4 separate regions of the Mus musculus genome follow, and regions 1, 2 and 3 are each linked to region 4. A link is a loop called in an ENCODE intact Hi-C map of the cell type or tissue named here. Cell type or tissue: heart. All regions are shown on one strand. Region 1 has its middle 110 kb from the start of Gm36569. Region 2 has its middle 120 kb from the start of Gm36569. Region 3 has its middle 85 kb from the start of Gm36569. Region 4 holds the start of Gask1b (golgi associated kinase 1B).

What was found. Peaks named below come from ENCODE experiments on the same cell type or tissue, not always from the same donor. Only the 100,000 strongest peaks of a DNase experiment are listed, where the experiment ranks them.
Region 1: a loop joins it to region 4, with 4 times the contacts of the local background. A loop is called at or near these places in 6 of 42 quality-filtered maps.
Region 2: it touches region 4 in a loop (4-fold over the local background); 6 of 42 quality-filtered maps call a loop at or near these places.
Region 3: it touches region 4 in a loop (8-fold over the local background); 6 of 42 quality-filtered maps call a loop at or near these places.

The regions. Positions count from the first base shown.
Region 1 is chr3:79,991,206-79,996,205 of GRCm38, forward strand. No RefSeq gene overlaps it. Among named protein-coding and RNA genes, the nearest start is that of Gm36569, 110 kb to the left of the region's middle. RefSeq lists an enhancer at 1-1,493. In heart, no CTCF peak of the experiment used is centred here; DNase peaks (open chromatin) are centred at 3,116 and 4,656; H3K27ac peaks cover 4,284 bases.
Region 2 is chr3:80,002,772-80,007,771 of GRCm38, forward strand. No RefSeq gene overlaps it. Among named protein-coding and RNA genes, the nearest start is that of Gm36569, 120 kb to the left of the region's middle. In heart, no CTCF peak of the experiment used is centred here; DNase peaks (open chromatin) are centred at 2,420 and 2,800; H3K27ac peaks cover 1,802 bases.
Region 3 is chr3:79,969,698-79,974,697 of GRCm38, forward strand. No RefSeq gene overlaps it. Among named protein-coding and RNA genes, the nearest start is that of Gm36569, 85 kb to the left of the region's middle. In heart, no CTCF peak of the experiment used is centred here; a DNase peak (open chromatin) is centred at 585; H3K27ac peaks cover 1,248 bases.
Region 4 is chr3:79,884,224-79,889,223 of GRCm38, forward strand. It overlaps Gask1b (golgi associated kinase 1B), which reads left to right and starts at 1,707. Exons shown (of 4, transcript NM_133187.3): 1 at 1,707-2,907. The coding sequence starts at 2,004. Gm36569 (a long non-coding RNA gene) reads right to left here and starts at 2,583. Exons shown (of 3, transcript XR_375740.1): 1 at 1,873-2,583. In heart, CTCF peaks have their summits at 671 (motif pointing right) and 2,652 (motif pointing left); DNase peaks (open chromatin) are centred at 248, 618, 2,048 and 2,648; H3K4me3 peaks cover 4,883 bases; H3K27ac peaks cover 4,940 bases.

The sequences.
Region 1 (5,000 bases), 110 kb after region 4:
ATGTGAGAAAGGGAAGGCGTGGTTTTGGCAGGATGACCCTATCCCCTTTGCAGTTTTCCTTCCAATCACTTTCCAGAAGGACTCATAACTATCCATGAAGGGAAATGAGGAAACAAAGCTCATTTCTTTTTCTTGATAGCACACACTGTCCAAGGCCAACGTACAGATTAAGACAATGAGTTTTATAATATGGAAAAACAGTAAGGCATATTTCATTATTTTGATACTAAGCAAAGTTGAAAATCTGATCCATTTTATAAAATCCCTTTATAAAGAGCAAAGAAAAGAGAAGGAAGATTCGCAGTGCCATTGTTACCATGGTCAACAGGTAGCAGATGTTTGAGGAAGTCTGACCGTGAGAGGCAAGACTAAAAATGAGTATAATAAGAATCATATTGGCATAAATGATCAAGTCACTAACCACACCAGGAGAGAGAGAGAGAAAAAGAGAGAGCACAAGAGAGAGAGAAATCGTGCTGTAAAATAGAAGAATTAGCTGCATGCAAAAGGATTAAAGCCATGATGAAACTTCTTACTTTTAGTAGGAAGTAGGAAATACACAGAAAGCCAGATTATCTCCAGATGGAAGATCTAGTGAAATACTTGAAGACACATTTTTTTTTTTTTTTGGTAATAAAGTAATTTCAAATAAACTGATGGTAAAAGAAGATGTTACTGATTCTAGCAATTGACTGATCCAGAAAGAAATGTATTTGCTGTAGCTCTTCTTTATGAAATTCAGATTTATTTTTCTCAGAAGAGCTGGGAATAAGAAAAAAAAAAAAGAAGCGAGAGTTATAACCCTACAGATCAAAGAAAGTATAATTCCAGTCATAAATATATGAGGGGGAAATGTCAATGCTTGGAATTAAATATCTCATATGTAGCAAATGTAATATGACAGTAAATGTAATACATCTACTGATTAAGTGAATCTTTTAAAAAAAAAAAGAAAGAAAGAAATCTGAGAAAGACTAGGAAAAAAAATTACTGGGTCAGTTGCTGGAGTGATAAAACAAATCCCCATAGAGTTAGTGTCTTAAATCTATACAATGCTATTGTTTCTCATGATTTGTACTTGTTAGGAACATATTAGTAGTGTGGCTGCACAGATGTGTCTCCAAGAAGGTTGAGCTGTGGCAGTTAAGGGCTGCTCAACTACTTCTTTCTCTTTTTAGGGTCCTATAGCTTTTCTGTTCAGTCTCATAACAGGTGTGATTTAGCACAATAATTTCAAAGCTACATGTTAACTCACATGACAGATCAAGACTCCAGAATTGGGCAAAATGGAAGCCAAACCTTCTTCTATGTCTTCACCCAAAAGGTCATCCAGTGTTAATTTTGCCAGTTTCACTGGTGATCAAACAGTACCAAAAGCCCTTTGTGTTTCTAGAGCATGGGCTTCAGTTCTTCTCGATGGAATAATAAAATTAACATATGTGAGACTGCCAGGTGAGGCATTGTGTAGTTTCATGAAAGGGTCAATGGGGTAGCAGGTTGTATCAAGTCCAGATTGGAAGACAGAAGCTAGCAGAAATATCCTGCTACACTCCAGACCAGTCATTCTCAGCTTGTGGGTCTTGACCTCCACAGGGATCACATATTGGAAATCTTGAATATCAGATATTTACATTATAACTCATAACAGAAGCAAGATTATAGTTAGATAGTAGAAATGGAATAATTTTTTTCTTTTTAAAAAATTTTTAATACTTTTTATTACATATTTTTCTCAATTACATTTCCAACGCTATCCCAAAAGTCCCCCATACCCTCCCCCCCACTTCCCTACCCACCCATTCCCATTTTTTTTTGGCCCTGGAATTCCCCTGTACTGGGGCATATAAAGTTTGTGTCCAATGGGCCTCTCTTTCCAGTGATGGCTGACTAGGCCATCTTTTGATACATATGCAGCTAGAGTCAAGAGCTCCGGGGTACTGGTTAGTTCATAATGTTGTTCCACCTATAGGGTTGCAGATCCCTTTAGCTCCTTGGGTACTTTCTCTAGCTCCTCCATTGGGAGCCCTGTGATCCACCCATAGCTGACTGTGAGCATCCACTTCTGTGTTTGCTAAGCCCCGGCATAGTCTTACAAGAGACAGCTATATCAGGGTCCTTTCAGCAAAATCTTGCTAGTGTATGCAATGGTGTCAGCGTTTGGAAGCTGATTATGGGGTGGATCCCTGGATATGGTAGTCTCTAGAGAAATGGAATAATTTTATGGTTTGGGGGTCAGTCACTACAACATGAGGAACTATATTGAAAGGTCACAGCATCAGGAAGTTTGAGAACCACTGCTGTAGACTCTGAATTTTCCTATAGACTCCAGCAACAACAAAGACAATACTCCAATAATCAAAAGAACTGCACGTTTCATTTAATCCTGTATTCTCTTTATGATTTTCAAACCCAAGCTTCAGATAGCTTTCTTAGCATGCTCAAGAGCCTACTGCAAATAGTGTAGCCACAAAAAAACAGATCTATTTCCAATTCCAGATGCTCTCAGCTGCACTTTGTGTCCTCTTAAAACAAGTTCATCACTACACTCATGGCCATGAAGGGGGAAGGTTTATTACCCATCAGCACTTTGAGTTGGAACTCAGCACTAGACTCATCAGGAAAAAAAAAAAACAAAACAACGTAGGGAACGTTCAGTGCAATCCTACCGGGTCTTTACCAAATTTTGTATCCTGCCTCTTCTACTTCTCCATGCTTACCTTTATCAACATCGTTTCCCAACCATTCTGTATCATTTGCAACCATTTTAGTTGAATTTTGACTGGCCTAAACAACATTTCTGACACTTAAGAGTTGGCCAACTCTCTAATTTAAAGGAGAAAAATACCAGCAAGCAAGACTTCCCTCAGATCCCCTCCCTCCCAGTGGCTTGAGCTTAACCCTTCTTCTCTCTTGTCACCCTGTTTCACATGCGCCCATAGATAAGCTCGTCCCTTTGCACTCTGGATCCCCACCCTCTTCCTGTCTGTTCTGAGAACTTTCCCTCTCACTTATGTCCGCTGCTTTCACCGCAGACCTCCCTCTTCTCTTGGCTCTTCCCCTTCCTTTTTAAAACAATTTCACATTCCTTATCCTAAAAATAATAATCCTTCTCCAGTCTGCTCCCCTTTCACTTAAGCTGTTTGCTTTCCCGGCTCCCCTTCAAGTCTAAAGGGCTTATCAAAACAGTTTACACTGAATGAATTCACCCCATTATCTCCAACTTGCTCCATGACTCATTTTGGTTTGGCTTCAGCTTCCCACTCCCTTTAAGTTGCTTTCAAATGACCCAACCCTGAGTCCAGCTCTGAAATCACTGAAACCAAGGTATAGATAGCTGCAAGCCCACCCCTTTGTAATGGATGTCCTTCCCGTAGCCTTCTGCTCAACTGCTACTAGCTAGGAATAAAGACTTTACTTGATTAGCCCACCAGTTCGTCATTAGAAGTATTAAGTTATATGGCTCAATGAAACACTGAGTCAAAAACAAAACAAAACAAACAAAACAAAACAAAACAAACAAAAAACAACAAGAAGCAAGAATTGTACTTCTTGATGAAACCCAAATGGCATTTAGAGTGCACATTCTATTTATATTAATTCCCACCTCTGTCACACAGTCAAATGTTTTTCTCTTAAGATCTAGCAAAGTCAAGTTCTGTCAGAGGGTTACAAATAGTAGGAAAGACTAATAGTAACGTATTTTATCCCAAATGTCTTTAGAATTGACAGCTGCCTCCTGCTGCTCTTGGCTTATTCATTTACTTAAGGAATGACACTGCGTTGCCTCCAAGTTTTGTCAGTTATGAATAAGTCTCCAATAGGTATTATTGGGAAGGTTTTTATCTGGACATACATTTCAATTCCTTTGAGTAAACATCAAGACACATAATTGCCAGACACTGTTTCTTTTATACAATACTACCAAATCTCTTTCATAGATGATTTAGGATGTTGCATTTCCCCAAGCAATGAATGGGAATCCCTATTGCTCCAGAGCCCTTCCTATGACCAGGGATATCGATCTTGACATTCAAATATTAAGATTCTACAATCGTTTCCCAAAGCCTAAAGTAGGAAGAACTGACATAAATGGTGACCAAATTAAGACCCCGTGCAAGAAGAATGTGAGGAATGCATGACAAATATGAATCCTCAAGCTGGATGTGGTGGCACACATCTGCAACCCCTGTATGTGGTGGCACACATCTGCAACCCCTGCATGTGGTGGCACACATCTGCAACCCCTGCATGTGGTGGCACACATCTGCAACCCTTGCATTAGAAGGCTGAAGCAAGAGGATGAGTAGACTGAGGATAGTCTGGGCAGTAAAACAAGAAAATAGTATCCTGAAAGAAGGAACATCTTTTGTCTCTAGATTGACTGTGGCTCACAGGTCATCCTGCCAGAGAGATACAGATTGTAAAATGATGAGGATTAGAAATTGACCCTGGCAAAACACAAATGTCGGAGAAGCCTGTTCTTAAGGCCACAGTTCAGCATGTCTGGATAGCTCTGTGAGCTTGATGCAGAATGGAGGACTCCCCTTTCCGTCAGGGGTTCCCTTTCTCTACCTGGCACTGGTTGGAAAGCGTCTCTGAACACAGATGCCTGACCTTGTTTGGAGGATGACTGTGCAGAGCTCTCTGCAAATGCTGCATGACTCAGCACACAAGTCCTGCTCTAGCTTCCCAGCCGAATGATAATTAAGTACTGGGTTCTGGCCAATCAGCTCTCTCCACCCTTAGGAGCCCTATATACCCTGCCTCGGAACACTAAAGTAGAGTTGTCTCACTTAAGCTCTGTTCTGAAGTCCTTCTATCAGACTCATGGCTGTCTGCACCCTGCATGATGCTGTTCCCTCGGCCCTTACGTGTAGGTGGCCAAAGTACATCCCCTACCCCCAGGAGAAGGGAGACCCATATACAAATATTTTTTTCAGATAAAGCAATATGTTCTACCGTAGGAAGACATTTTAATGTAGGGAAGAATGTTTCAGACT
Region 2 (5,000 bases), 120 kb after region 4:
AATGAAAAATACAATCTTATCATTTAGAAATACCAACTGTTAATATTTTGCAGTTTTATTTCCAATAACATTCTTAGTTTTGTACAGATTTGAAACTGTTTTCCTTACAATACTACTGTAGGTTTTGTGTGTATTTAACAGCAATCAAAGTTTTACTTTGTATCTTGTAGTCTGTGTATTTTACATCGTTAAAGTCTCTTCAAAGCTTCTTTCTAATTTTAAGTGCTTATGTATTTATATTATCAATGACTGTAAACTGTTTGACTTGTTTACTATACACTATGTACATAGTTTTTCCAAAAAAAAAACCCACCTTTTTTTCTTCTCTCATAGTGTATATTTTTAATTTGAATATTTTACTGTGTGAGATCATGGAAGAACTTTTTTCCCAGTAGATTCACCAATATTTTGACTTCTCACCATGTATAACACCAGTGTCCACTTGCACAAGTAACAGGAAATGATTTATTGTGGACAAGCATTCTTTTAGTGGGAAAAAAGCTACACACCATATGAATGTAAAGAATTTGACACCAAGATGAAGGTCTCATCTCCATAAATACAGATCTGTGTTGAGAGTTTTCTTCCACTTGAATTATTATGTTCAGTTAAAAACTAATAAAGAATTGTTAAGTTGTTCATAAGCTTTCACTGCAGAGAGAGATGTTCATGAGGCAAGAATGTGTGTGGAGTTCACAAGTGTTACATTGTGTGGGGAATTCCATACACAGAACCTGACCTCTAGAAAGCATGGAAATGGCTTGACCTTCGACTTTTAGCAATCTGTGGTTGAGTTGAAAAGGCTGTCTGGACATTCTCTAGTAAGTGAGTGCATTCTATGACAACCACACCATGACGTGGAAGGAAATGCTTTATGAGGACTGCTTGTCAATATCATTTCAAGTTTACTAAGTAGCATAAGGGATTCATTTATTGTACAAAACTGTGGATGTGAAATATTCCTGACCAATTATACATAAATTATATGGATGAATGTGTAAGTAGATAGAATAATAAAGGCCTAATCAACATTTTTTTTAGCAGGGTCTGATGTACATATGTAAACATGTTCCCTGGTACATGGTACGAGGCCCAGGGTTGAGACACTGTGTAGTCCTGGCTGTCATGGAACTCATTATGTAGACCAGACTGTCCTTAAAGCTACAGCGACCCACCCGTCCCTGACTCTGGAGTGCTGGGCATCAAGGCATGTACCAACACACTATGCTGAGTCTTCTTTTTTTCCTTTTTATTGCATATACTTAATTTGTGTAATTAATTTGGGGTTTAGGTTTACACACACATGTTGAAGCTATTGATATAGGTGAGCGAATGAGCAAATCCAGCATCCCACACAGTAACATTTTCACGGGCACCCGAAGCCTGTTCTCTTAGAAGTTTTGCAATACTTATTTTGAATACCCGAAACAAACTGTGTGATAATTCCTGAAAGTTTTTGTATTAGTAGATTATATCTAAGTATATAAGACTCTGACTGGAAGCTAGAAGAAAACGTTGGTGAGGAATGTAACTCTTTGTTTAAAAATCTCAGATTCTTAACACCCGTGTAGTTCATTGGCGAAATAGCGCTGTAGAGAACAACGGGAGACCATTCACTACGTATTTCAGTTACACTAGAAAACATAACCTAGAGCCTGGGAAAGCAAGCCAGCAGGCTCTTTCTTTCTTAGCAACCTAATTTTCCCTTTTTAAAAAACAAAATCCCAGAGATGTTGGAATGGACACCCCGCTTTCTCTGCTCTCTTGGCAGTGTGCCCCTACCCTGTGAACATGGATCAGCCCCTGGTGTGACAGAAAGTTTGCAGTGACATCACAGGTTTGGCTGCAAGAAGAAAGAGAATCTTAGGAGTCTTCACATGATTTCCAACATTATATCCCAGTTCTTCCATCTGCTATGCACATACGTGTATGTTTTGTAGCAAAATCTCCCTACACAAACCAGACTGGCTTGCAACTTGTGGATCCTTTTCCCTCGGCCTCCCCAGTGCCAAGGTATAAGCCCCTCCACTTGGGTATTTTCTGTGAGTTTAAAATAAAGTTTTTCAAAGACATTCCCAAATACCACACAGAAGGCTAAATGGAGAACATGTATAAAACTTCAAAAGGATGCCCATCAGAGCCATCTGGACCACATTGCTAAGATCCTAATCGCTCTCTCTGGATTCTTACACTTAAGAGCAATGGGAGGGTGTGGCCTTTAAGGCAACATAATACTTTCACACTCTGGGCATGTGTGAACTGGAATGACACCACATTGCATCACAACAGCTCAAAAGGTGCTGAGCGCTGTGCCCTTCTGCGGGACTTGGCAACACGCAGCACAGAGCAGAAGGCCTAGAGGAAGAAAACAGAAGACTCTGTCCTGTTTTCCTGCTGCATCCTCACTACTCCCTAAGCAAAGCAACAGTGGCACCATTGTGATGATTCTGCAGAAATAAGGGAGTGACAGGATGGTTCTTCCAGCTGCTTCCTTTGACTTAATGAGAGCAATGCTGCCCCATTGAATTCCTTTCCAAGTGCAATGGCTGTTGTTATTTTTGGGAGACTTTGTTGTTCACCATCTACTTAATTACATTTTAAAAAAATTATTTATGTATTAAAATAACAGATGTGGAAAATCTCTAGAGTAGATCCCGGCACTAAAAGTTCCGTTCATTCTTGTGCGTTTAATAAAGAATCCTGATTATTATGTTTCTATGGAAATGCACATCCTCCTTTATGCTTTGGACTGTTGTGGCTACCAGAATAGTTCAAGCCATCAGCTGCAGTGGTGCATGGCAGTAGGATGGGATGAAAAGACAGAGGATCACAAGTGTAGCCCATCGCACATCTCCTTTTCACTGAGGAGATGGCTTGCTGAGTGTTTGCTGTGCAAATCTGAGGATCGAAGTTTGAATTGTCACAAACTGCTTAGAGACCAAGGTAATCCCAGTGCCACCAAAGGATCCTGGGAGGGAGAGACAGAAGAATCTCTGGAAAGACTATATGGATATATATGGAAGGAAGAAAATAAAAAAAACAAAAATTCCCCAAGAGTTAATTTCTATCTCTCTGGCCAGGAGACTTGGCTGCTGAGAGTCTAGGCTTCATAAAGGTGCATGAGTTTTACATAACCATAAGACTATGACAACATGAAACATGACATGTTAGGCTGCTAACCTATGTGGTAGCATTACATGTGATGATGTTTTCTTATCTTCAAGTCCTATAGGAAACTAAAATACTTTTAAATAAATTATTACCTAGTATACACACTTCACGCAACACAATTTCATTAAATAAAAGGTTCCATTATGTTTAATTATTCTTGGAACAAAATGTAGATCTGCAAAAACAATGATATGAATCCAAAAATCTACATGAGCTCCAACACTTAAGAAATGCAATCCCATGTCTGTCAAATCCAAACCCTGTGTGGAAGATGTGATAAGCAAAGCATAGCTCTGTAGGGATGGAAATGCAGCTTGCCTGAGTTACAGGTCATTAGTAATGGGCTGTGTAGCAATGTCAGCAGTTTTACTGACACAGACATGCTGTGGGAGGATGAGAACAACTAGCTATGCCTCTGTCTCTCAGGACAGAGTGGACACTGAAAATTGTGGCTGCAAAGCCATTGGATGGGAGAGAGGGGATTGCCATGGCGAGCAGCTATCTCTGGGACATGACTCAGGGTTCTGTGCGGACCAGGGTGCCCTTCCCACGTCGCTAACGCTTGACACTGCAGCATGCTTTATCTTTGAGGTCAGCAGTTCTAAAGATGGGAATCCTTCTGTGTTTTTAAATACTCCACTTAAAATTACAGACATCTAAACCCCACCCTAGAATGACTGCATGAGGATATTTGTGATCTGGGCAGAGTATGTGAGAAAGTTTGAAATCCAATAAATGACAGTGTCTCTCCTCTCCCACCTGCCCCCCTCAAAGCTACCACTTAAAGCCACTTCCAAGTGTTCTGATTTTAGTATGAATCACTGGAGAAATATGTTGAGGCTATAGAAGGAATAAAAAGTATGAATTTCATAAAAGAATAACCTATTCTGCCATAGATTGGGTCGAACAGAGAGTTAGGAAAAAATGTTTTACAACTTGGCAAAATAGAAAATTTCCCAGCTTAGTTTTTTGTTTTTTTTTTCTTTATAACAAAGAATTGCAAAGCAGGACATTTCTGTAATAGTACTATAGACTTTCCAAGTTAATAAACTGAAGGAAAATATTAAGGCAACAAGAAAAATGCCATGATGATCCTGTATTTCTAAATGGACAGCTAATCTATAGAGATATAGTAATATTTCAGGAACGTTCCCAGATCCCATGCCATGTGTGCACCCACATGACACAACTCTTGGGTAAAATTAGGTGAAAATAGATAATAGCCAGCCTTCGTCTACACATAATTAGACTCAGCAGGGTCAGCTTTGCTTTGCCAAAATCCCACAACCAGGAGCCAGGCTCCTAAGCTCAGATGTGTTTTCCAAATGCTCGGGTTCCAACACATCTCTGTAGTCCTGGAAATCAAGTGGAATTTTGTCCCTTGTAACATGGTTGCTGCCATAGAAGATACTTTACTGTTAGCTTTCCTCGATGTAACAAGGACCTGGTATAAATTAACTTAAAAGAGAAAGGTTTCTTTCCTAATGTTATCTAGATTTATTTTTATTTTATGGAGTTTTAAAAACTACATTTAAGTTAGCAAACAATGGAGTGGATTTTGTTATCATATTTTCATACACATACGTCATTATACCTTGCTCTAATGTATGACCTTCCCCACTGCACTACCTTGACACTCTTGCTCATTCCATAACTGCGCTCCCTCCCTGACAGACAGACAGACAAGCCTCTATGTTGCCTTCCTCTCCCAGGCGTCTCTTACCCTCTCTTTCCTTCACATCCGTCATTAAGATTGTTTCTATCCCTCTTCATCCCATTTCTGGTTTCAAGACAGACATATACACATGTAATGCATTTACATGCATGTT
Region 3 (5,000 bases), 85 kb after region 4:
TTGGTTTTTACTGTTGCATGAGTGTCATGGTTACTTATTTGCTTTTCAGACTAGAGTTGGATTAACTAATCATTTACAAAATTATATGCTCTTAATGAAAAGTAGAAACATCGGGCTGGAGAGATGGCTCAGCAGTTAAGAGCACTGACTGTTCTTCCAGAGGTCCTGAGTTCAATTTCCAGCAACCACATGGTGGCTCACAACCATCTGTAATGGGATCTGATGTCCTCTTCTGGTGTCTGAAGAGAGCAATGGTGTACTCATATACATAAAATAAATAAATACATCTTTAAAAAATATAAATGGTAAGATCTGAAGTGTTTCACAAGCTGGAATGAACTGTGAGGACCTTAAGAGTGACTGGATAGGATCTGGCAATTTGCAATGAAGATCTCATTGAGGCAGATTCTGAAAGCTTGCTGCTTCCTCTGGTGCCTGTCTCTGCTGCACTGTGGCAGATACAGCCATTAAGGCAGTGGTTCCCAACACTGTGGTCTATCCGTCATTTCTGTACTTTCCCTCATTGGGGTGTTTTTCAGCTAGCTCTGACCTTGGAGTATACCTTACTCCTTTTGGATAGCTGTGCAGACAGCATCTGCTTCCGCAGTTGCCAGTGCCAAGGTTATCTGCCAAGAACAGAGCACAGGTTTCTCATCCAGTTGCAAGTAATTGACTCTTATAAAGGACTTCATGGGAATTAGAAGACCCTTTGCAGTTGAAAATTATGAAAAACATCTGCTGTATTTGTGGACAGGAAAGATGTTTATAAATTACATATTTGCCTTTTGCAAGTACGTGAATTCTCAACTTCACCTCTCCCCTCTCTCTGGTAGGTTTTGTAAAATTTCTGAATGATGGCTAGAGCAAAAACAGTCAGCATGTAGTTTAGTGACAGAAATAACTGTAGGACATGAGCAACATTTTTTTTTTTTCTCACAGCTTCATGTTAGTAACCTCATGTATATATGTGCAGTGTTACCCGACTATCATTATATGTGACTTGTTTCAGGAAGATAGATAAGGTGGTAGCCCATATCTGCTGCTGGAAAAGAAAAGATATGATTAGTGTGGGTAGCCATGCTTACAACTTCCCTTTGCACTTCCAACAGGGTCCACGTATGGCCACTCCCCTCACTAAGATCAAGTAGCTGAGGGAACTTGGGCATTTATTAACCAAGTTGTCTTATATTTATGGTCTTGGTGCATCTGTGAAAATATAATTGGAGGAAGGAACTACAGCATATTTCTGTTTTGTAGACAAGAAAATTGAGGAGGTTTTATAAAAGTTACCCTATCCAAGGACAGAGCTAGTCAATTACAATGCCTGTCCTTGAATAAAGGACGCCTAATTTTAGAGTTCTTATTTGAATGTTGTATTACATTATGTCACTGGGAAGGTTGAAAAAAGTGGAAATAAAACTATTATTTAGTGATTTCCAGAAAGATAATACATCTGTATTTTATTTTCTGTTAAAAATCCGAGTTGGGAGATCCAAGTTACTTCATAAAGATTGACTCTATTCTTCAGTATTAGTTGTCTAATCCTTCTCATCAAAATTCATATTTTCAAACATCCTTAAGAACTGTTTGGCTTCACAACTCGATCAAAACAGGATTGATTCAATTGCTTTGCCATTAATGGAACTAGACTTTGCTTCCACTGAATGGCTTATCCTTTTCACTGACTGTGGATACTCAGCTTAATGCAGTCAGTGATGCAGAGATTCATGCTCTAAAATGTTTCCCCATTGATTAAAAAAAAAGATGGAGGAAAATTAATCACAGTCCTCATAAAAATGCATTCCTGCAATTATGAAGCCATGGATGGTGCTTGGAATTTCTTATGGTACAGAAAATGAAAATGGGAAATAGGTTATATGCATTGCAGGGAGAAGGCGTAACTTCCAAAAAAGTCAATCTGAATTTTATTGCCAAGTTTCAAGGGCATGAAACATTATTTGATTAGGACGGTGATTCTTCTATGTGTAGCTGTCTGTTCAATATTCAGGGCGAGGCACCGACAGCTGCCCAAGCAAAGCCTTCAGTGGTTTCTGTGGGCAACTGAAACGCTGAAATGCGGGAGGGCTGCAGTGAGGAAGCAGAGCTGAGATGCTTAGGTAGCTCTCTGGGGCAAGGAAGATGCCGGGACCTTCTCTCATCAGTTTATTTACTAGCTAGGGCAGAGAGCAAATGCTTCCTACATTGTACTTGGCACCAGAGTGATAACAAAGGAGGCTTCCTTTGTTGCAGGCGGAATTGTGAACTGTTTCTTCTGCAGTGGTTATAATCAGGGACAGGGATGCAAATCAAAACAAACTGCCTCATGTGTATTTTGGAGAAATATAAATATCATATTGAATTGAGAAGTGCAACCAGGTGCGGTCCAACTGATACTTGGGGTTATCTGGCCTTGTCTTCAATAGGTTTAACTATAAGAAAAAATTAAGCCCTGTGGGTATTAGTGTTCCTGGCTGGCAGAGAGGGAAGATTGAATTGGTTTACCTCTATTAGTATCACATATATTATATTAATATTATATATTATATTTTGGTGGCCTCACAACACTTAGGATGGCAAATAGCTGCTGATTCAAGAAGGAGCTGATCAGTCTGATGTATGGACCCTTGGGACAATCAGGTAAACAAAAGAAAAGCGGGTCCAAACTTTTCACTGTGGTGAATAATGTGGAAATGGAATCAAAGAAGAAAGGGATCTATCTACCTTTCACATTTCCATGGGCAATGCTTGACCTGAAATTTTTCCTGGTCTGTATCAAGGATTTAGTTCTCAAGGTTATGGTTTCCAGTGTGAAACCAGAGACACAGACTGAGATATACAGACAGCCAGGTTGCAGAAGAAATGTGGTTTTAACTCTATGGCAGATGGCAAGTTAGAGTTATATGATTCTGGCTTCATAGAAAAGATCATTTTGTTTCTTCACAAAGACAGCTTAAAATGCACACTCTTAAGGCACTGATGTGATCCTGTTTGGAAATAGGATCTGAGTAGGTTCAATGTGCTTAAGAAGAGTCCCTTGGGTAGACATTAATCCTGTGTGACAGTGTTCTTTTGGGGGTCTGGAGATGGAGCCCAGTTGGTAGAGTGCTGGCCTAGCCTGAACAGTGTCCTGGCTTTGGTCTCCAGTGCCACAAAACACAGTTATGGTGATGAATGACTCTAATCTTAGGGTTCAGAAGGTGGAGGCAAGAGGATCCAGAGGTTCAAGGTCATCAGTCTGACAGCACAGTGAATTTGAGGCTATTCTGCCACTAGAGAGTTCATGTATGATTTGTATTAAAGCACCCGGGTTGCAGTATTTTACTATGGTAACCTAGGATACTAAAGCAGGTAGGAAACCTTTGCCCTGTTATTTTTCATAGACAATGGAGCAGGACATCTCTCCTGATAGAAGCAAACTCAGGAAGTCGACTAATTATTTCCTCCTCAAATTGAAGCAAATGATTTTGATGATACAGCTGTCTATGAGTTGTCTATGCTCATGAGAGTAATTCCTTACCCACACTCCCACAAATCACCCAAATAAACTCGTTGGTTCACTAAGCAATACTTGAAAAGACTTGTTTCTTTATTCTGTCATTGGTGCTTTATGTGGTGTGAATAACATTTGTTCACACCTTCCCAGGAAAAGCCTCATCACAATCGAATGTCAAATCTAAGGCTCATTTCTCTTTCTGTCTTCTCTCTTCTTCTCACTCATCCTCCTCTATATGAAGCACTCAACTAATAACCTACTTCATATTTTACATTTATAAAATGAGGACCATTGGAGAGGAAGGACAATTTTGTGATCTGGTGCTCAGTAACATGACTAGAGTCAATAATAATGTATCAAAATAACCAAGAGAGTAATTCCAAGGATCTCAGCATAAAAATAAATGGGGAATGAGGTAATGGGTGTGTGGATAGGAGTGATTTCATCATTCTGCCTGCTACACATATATCAAATCAGCCCATCTATTCCATAAATGGATACAATTGATTTATCAATTAAAAACACTAATTTACAAAAATGAAGATCGCGATAATAGGTACTTCATATATTAAAGGAGCTATTTACGTTGACATAATCGAGGCTTCTCCAGATAAACAGAGTCTATAGGACACACAAACACACACACACACACACACACACACACACACACACACACACACACGGGGAGAGAGAGAGAGAGAGAGAGAGAGAGAGAGAGAGAGAGAGAGGTGGACAGACAGACAGACAAAGAGGCACAGACACAGAAACACACAGAGAGAAATAGATGTTATTAGTACATTCATTTGGTGTTACTTTTAAAGCTAGTATAAACAGTAATGGACTTCATTACACCACTTCGTTTTCACGCATGTATTATCGTTCTTCTTTACTTCTGTCCTTCCTGCTTCTCTTCATTCTTCCTCCACCAAATCCCTTCCTGCATTCATGCCTTCATACTTATATTTAAATTGTTTTACATTAGTAAAATATTATGTCTTTATGTGCTTTTTTATTCACACAAAATTAATATTTCAAAAGGAATGGGCTTATACATTTATGGAAGTGGGGTATATCAAAATTGCAGCTAGAGCAGGCTGGCTGCAGCCTGGGGCAGCCACACCACAGACTCTAGAACCAGTTGGAGTCTATAGGTGGTTTGCTGTATAACCAGGACATGTCTGTCTGCTATAGAATTTGATCCCATTTGGGGTAGACACAGCCATTCTTTTCAGGTTTCTACTGAATGGGCTCCAGTGATATTAAGAAGAGCAATCTTCAATGGATAAGAATCTGCCCAGAAACTGTGATCAGAGTCATATTGTATGAAAAAAAGTATTCTCAATTAAACAAACAAACAAAACAACAACAACAAACCCTACTCCATACTAGGACAATACTATCACAAATCCTTACAAAAAAAATCCAGAATAATATTTTACACACAATCTGGAAGCTCTGTGATCTTAACAGGTTGGTATAAAAGTTAAAGATCAAAGTATTAAATGAA
Region 4 (5,000 bases):
ACGATATTTTAAGGATTATACAGCATCATATTCTATTATTTTCATTTCCCACCACATCACAGCCTTTTCTCTAAAAAGGGGGTAATCGTCCCTATCCCATTGGTGGCTTCTTGTTTGATTCTGTTTGCTGTGGAAGCAGAGACAAGTAAGCCCAGTGAGACCCCAAGGTCATCTGATCCTGCCTTTGTGCCAGGACATGCAAATGACCCAGGCCAATCACTAACCTGTTTTCAGAAGACCTCCAATCAGAAGGGGTCCAGGCTGCCTTCTGAGGGCTGTTGCTGTGTTCATTTGCATGCTGCAAGAACCTTCTCATCTCCCTACACCCCACTCTTATCTCACGCTTCCGTTTCTCTACTCATTTCCAGTGACCCCCTTCTTAGCTTTGTCTACCTTTCCTGGCCGTTTTACCCCCATCGAGAACTGGTGGGAGACAAGAGTTAGTCTGCAAACAGCCCAGATGTAAGGTAAGTTGCAGGCCCTGGACTCTGGCGTCCAGTTTCCCCTTCCCAACTCCGTGGGGTCAGGCAGGGGTCAGTGGGCACTCCTCATTTTTCTAAGGTATTTATTTGGCAACAGGGTCTCCGCCAACTCCAGCAAAACACTTCAGATCACTTCAGCTTCCCAAGGCTGCCATTTCTGTGTCGCTTAGCAAATGAGACACTAGGGGGCTCCCAGGGGCTGAAAGGAGCAGAAAGTTGTTTGAATGAAAACTGGGTCTGAGCTGTGTTTGGAGAAATTCAAAATTAAATTTTATTTTTTATTTTTTTAGTCATCTTTAAAAAGAACCTCACGTGTCTGAAAACGGCGCAGCAGCCAGTTTACAAATCATTTTGCTCCGCTGTTAGAAGGCGGCAGCTTTTAAGGCTGAGCCGAGATGTTTGAAAGGTGGAACACCCTTGGCCATGAAATATGTTCTCCTTACGTGCCTCAGCCTTTCAAAGTTCTGTGCATTAGAGTCAGGAATTCCATTCTTCCTGGAGCTAAGCGTGGGGCCAGCTGTGTAAGTAAAGTTTTGTTTTTCTTCTTAAACAACTTTTTCCCTCTATTTAAAAATGTGAAGAAAAAGGCAAAAAAAACAACAACAAAAAAAAAAACAACAAAAAAAAACCCACCAAAAAACCTAGATATTCTTTTCTTTCATTTTTGCTCTCTTTAGTGGAAAGAAAAGGAATAAAAAGTTGTGTGTGTGTGTGTGTGTGTGTGTGTGTGTGTGTGTGAGAGAGAGAGAGAGAGAGAGAGAGAGAGAGAGAGAGAGAGAGAGAACTCACCCTTTTCAAGCTATATAAACATCAAGGGGTAGTTAAATAACAATTTTAGATATGGAATATATTGTGAAAACAATGTGGAACATTAGTTAAGAGAATATGTTTAAATATGAACTCACTACTTGATATTTTTGTAATATATATCTTACAAAAGTTAGGGTGTCTATAAAAATCTTAAAAAGTATTTATTTCTTTTCTTATTTCTGAATCACAAAAAGGGGGTCTGCAGGGGATCCTGGTTGATGACTTTTAAGAGTTTTGCTTCTCAGATGTAGTGGCTTTAACTGTGAGCTAGCAAACGCTCTTTGCAGCTTGTCTTCATTACTTTAAAGTAAAATCAGACTCACACACCTATCTTGCTTCCGCATTTTAAACTTTACACCAAACTTGGTAGAATTTGTGGAAGGAAAGGGTTACTCGCCTCTTTCCTCTTGTAGAGGAACTGAAATGGGTTGAGTTAGTGATTCAGTCAACTCTTGTTTCCATTCATTCCCAGAGTCAGCCCTCCTTTCTCCTGGGAAAGGCTGATAGGAGTTTAAAAGGCTTGCGGTGGCCAGTTCACAAAGCGTTCCCAGAACCCGCAGCAGCGACCCTTCTCTTTTACCTCTCTGCCTGTTGGAGACCACTTAGATAGCGAAGCGGACTGGACGGCTGGATTCAGGAAGCCATGAATCATGTCACCCGGAGCCAGCTGCAGACTTTAAACTCAGTTCAGCATGTGGAAGCGGCAGAGAAATGACCTGTCCAGACAAGCCGGGGCAGCTCGTAAACTGGTTTGTCTGCTCTCTGTGCGCCCCACGAGTGTGTAAACTTTGGAGTAGTCGGCGTCCCAGGACCAGACGGAACCTCCTGCTGGGCACTGCCTGTGCCATCTACCTGGGCTTTCTGGTGAGCCAGGTGGGCAGAGGTTCCTTTCAGCATGGGCAGGCGACTGACAGGGGACCACCCAACGGTCACGACATCTTCAAGGTACCCTTCTCTGAGATTCCCCTGGATGGTACCCTGGCCCCTCCAGAGTTGCAGGGCAATGGAAGCACTTTGCAGCCCAACGTGGTGTACATTACTCTACGCTCCAAGCGCAGCAAGCCTGCGAATATCCGTGGCACGGTGAAACCCAAGCGCAGGAAGAAGTATGCGGTGGCATCTGCAGCCCCTGATCAGGAGGTGCTGGTTAGACCATCCCTTATACAGCAGGAAGCTGCACGGGCAGCAGATGCTGAAGTACCTGGCTATGTTCAGGGTTACCTAACCAAGGTTGGTGAACGACCCTGGAGGGTGCTGCGTGGTCCTGGAGTCAGAACTAGAGGTTCAAACTTGCAGCAGCCTAGGGCCCGAGAGAGCAACATTAGGATTTATAGCGAGAGCGCCCCCTCATGGCTGAGCAAAGAAGACATCCGCAGAATGCGCCTCCTGGCTGATAGTGAGGTGGCTAGCATCCTACCTATCTCTAAGAGTGGTACCCGCTTGCTGGTGTTGGAAGGGAGCACCTCAGGCTCTGTGCCTGGCTGCGGGCCTAGCCCCTGTGGGCTTCTCAAGCAGCCGCTGGACATGAGTGAAGTGTTCGCCTTCCACCTGGACAGGATCCTGGGTCTCAACAGGACCCTGCCATCTGTGAGCAGGAAATTAGAGTTCATCCAAGGTAACAGATTCACTTGCTTCTTATTTGCAGCTGCTGGGGATTTGGGATCGTTTTCTCCTTTCCCCCACTCTCTCTGAATTATTTTCCCCACCCATGTTTCCCATTTGGACAGCAGCAGCAGCAGTAGCGTCATTTTTCCATACGCGTGGCATTCTTCTATTTCCCAGTCTGGGGATATTAGAGTTCTAATGCACAGCTGTGCTGGGCATGTGAGGGAAAGCCCACACTGCAATCTTTGCTCTCCGTTTCTCTCTGTGCACTTTTTCGTGGCATGTTAAATCTAATTAAAACTAGTGACAGTTTGCACGATGACAGGAAGCCAGGGTACAGAGCTTGCTGACAGCCTTGCATAGAACCTTACAGGTTTCTATGGAAACTTCCTTCCTAGGATGGTTTAAAGAGTAAGGGGTTGGGGGGTGGGGCATAGAAATGATGTCTCAGTGGTTAAGAGCACTCAGTGCTTTTGCAAATCACACACACACACACACACAGACACAGACACACACACACATACACACACAGGGTGTTTCACAACCGCCTGTAATTCATGGGTATCCAACACTGTCTTCTGACCTCTGTTGGCATCAGGCATGAGTGTGGTACACATCCACATATGAAGACAAACACTTCTATGCATAAAATAAAGATTAAATATTCTAAAAATTAAGAGGAAAGTGGTTATCTTTCCTCAGCAAATAGTCTTTGTCAGAGGCTCAGACAGAACTGACCACATGAGAGCTAACTCTTTTACCTCGACTGTCACCAATGGACTCAGCCTCTTTAATAAATAAAGAGCATAAAAATCATAGGTGCATTTAGAGTGTAGACTAACTAGCCATGTGACTTCTTCAAGCTTCACTATTTACAGAGCCCCATGTGTCCTCCTGTAACACAAAGGTTGTGTCTAGGGCATGTGGCCACTAACTGAAGTACAGCTTTGCAGTGCTGGTCTATGGAAATGATCTTGCCACACAGAGGATACTCTCTGAATGAGAATGCCATGTCGGGGTTGGAATCTGAAGTACACTCAGTCAGTGACTTGTGTTGCAATGTAGAACCACCCAGGCTGAAATGTTAGAGCATCTCTCTTCAGCTGTGCAATGGCAATACTGTCCACCTCATGAAGTTGCTGGTAGCTTACACATAGACAGCAGTTCTTGGCACCAACCAAACCTTCAATAAGCGCTGGCTATTGCTGTTATTCCACTGAGTGAGCCAAGTACCAAGTTCCCTGAGTTGCTTTGGGCCATCAACCCTCAAAGGTCATTTTCTCTTATGAACAAACTAGCAATAGAACTCTTCTAGTTTGACTGTGCCTATTTTGTGCCAGAATTCCTCTTGGACATTTGATTCTGTTCCCTGGGTTTCTAGAATATCAAAACCCCTAAAATTCAGTTTGAAGAAGTCTCTGGCATGGTCCTCGCTCCAGCCATATCCAAGTGGCGGTTGAAATAAATGAATAGAGTCACAGCCGCGGCTCAGTGTGATGAGTTCAAGAGTAGGATTTTGTATCAGATGGCTTCAGTGGTTGTTCTTGCTTCAATATCTCTTCCCTTCAGTGTTTTAGAGTCATGAAGTCAGGTCAGCTTCCTCAGGAGCATATGTATGGACTCACGTGTGCATCATTTCATACAGGTGTTTTGTTACAGTGAGGTAGGTGACAAGAACAGGCCAGTTCCAGCATGCAACGAACATTCTCAGGTTTCCCCTTCCTATGTTGCTTTTTTTCTCCTGATTTCTGTTGGGTGTGAATTTCCCTGTCGGGACCACCTATTCTGGTAACTCAGTTTTACGTGAGCAGTGTCTGAGCTCTGAAAGAGATCCAGCTCATTCTATATAATCCTATTGTGTTATCTCTCCCTTCCCACTGTCTCTGTGTCTGGGAGGCAGCAATGTTTCTTGTATTTTTTATTGTGTTCGAGCCCACTGGAGTGTATAGCATACCGTAGACACTCATGGAATGAACACATTGAATGAATGCAGGGGTTCCTTCTTGCCTTGTTTCTTTGATGCTTGACGGCAAATCCGTACCTGCCTCCAGTTTCTAATGCTAGGGACTAATAAAAATTAGTATTTTTATCCTAAATCCAGGC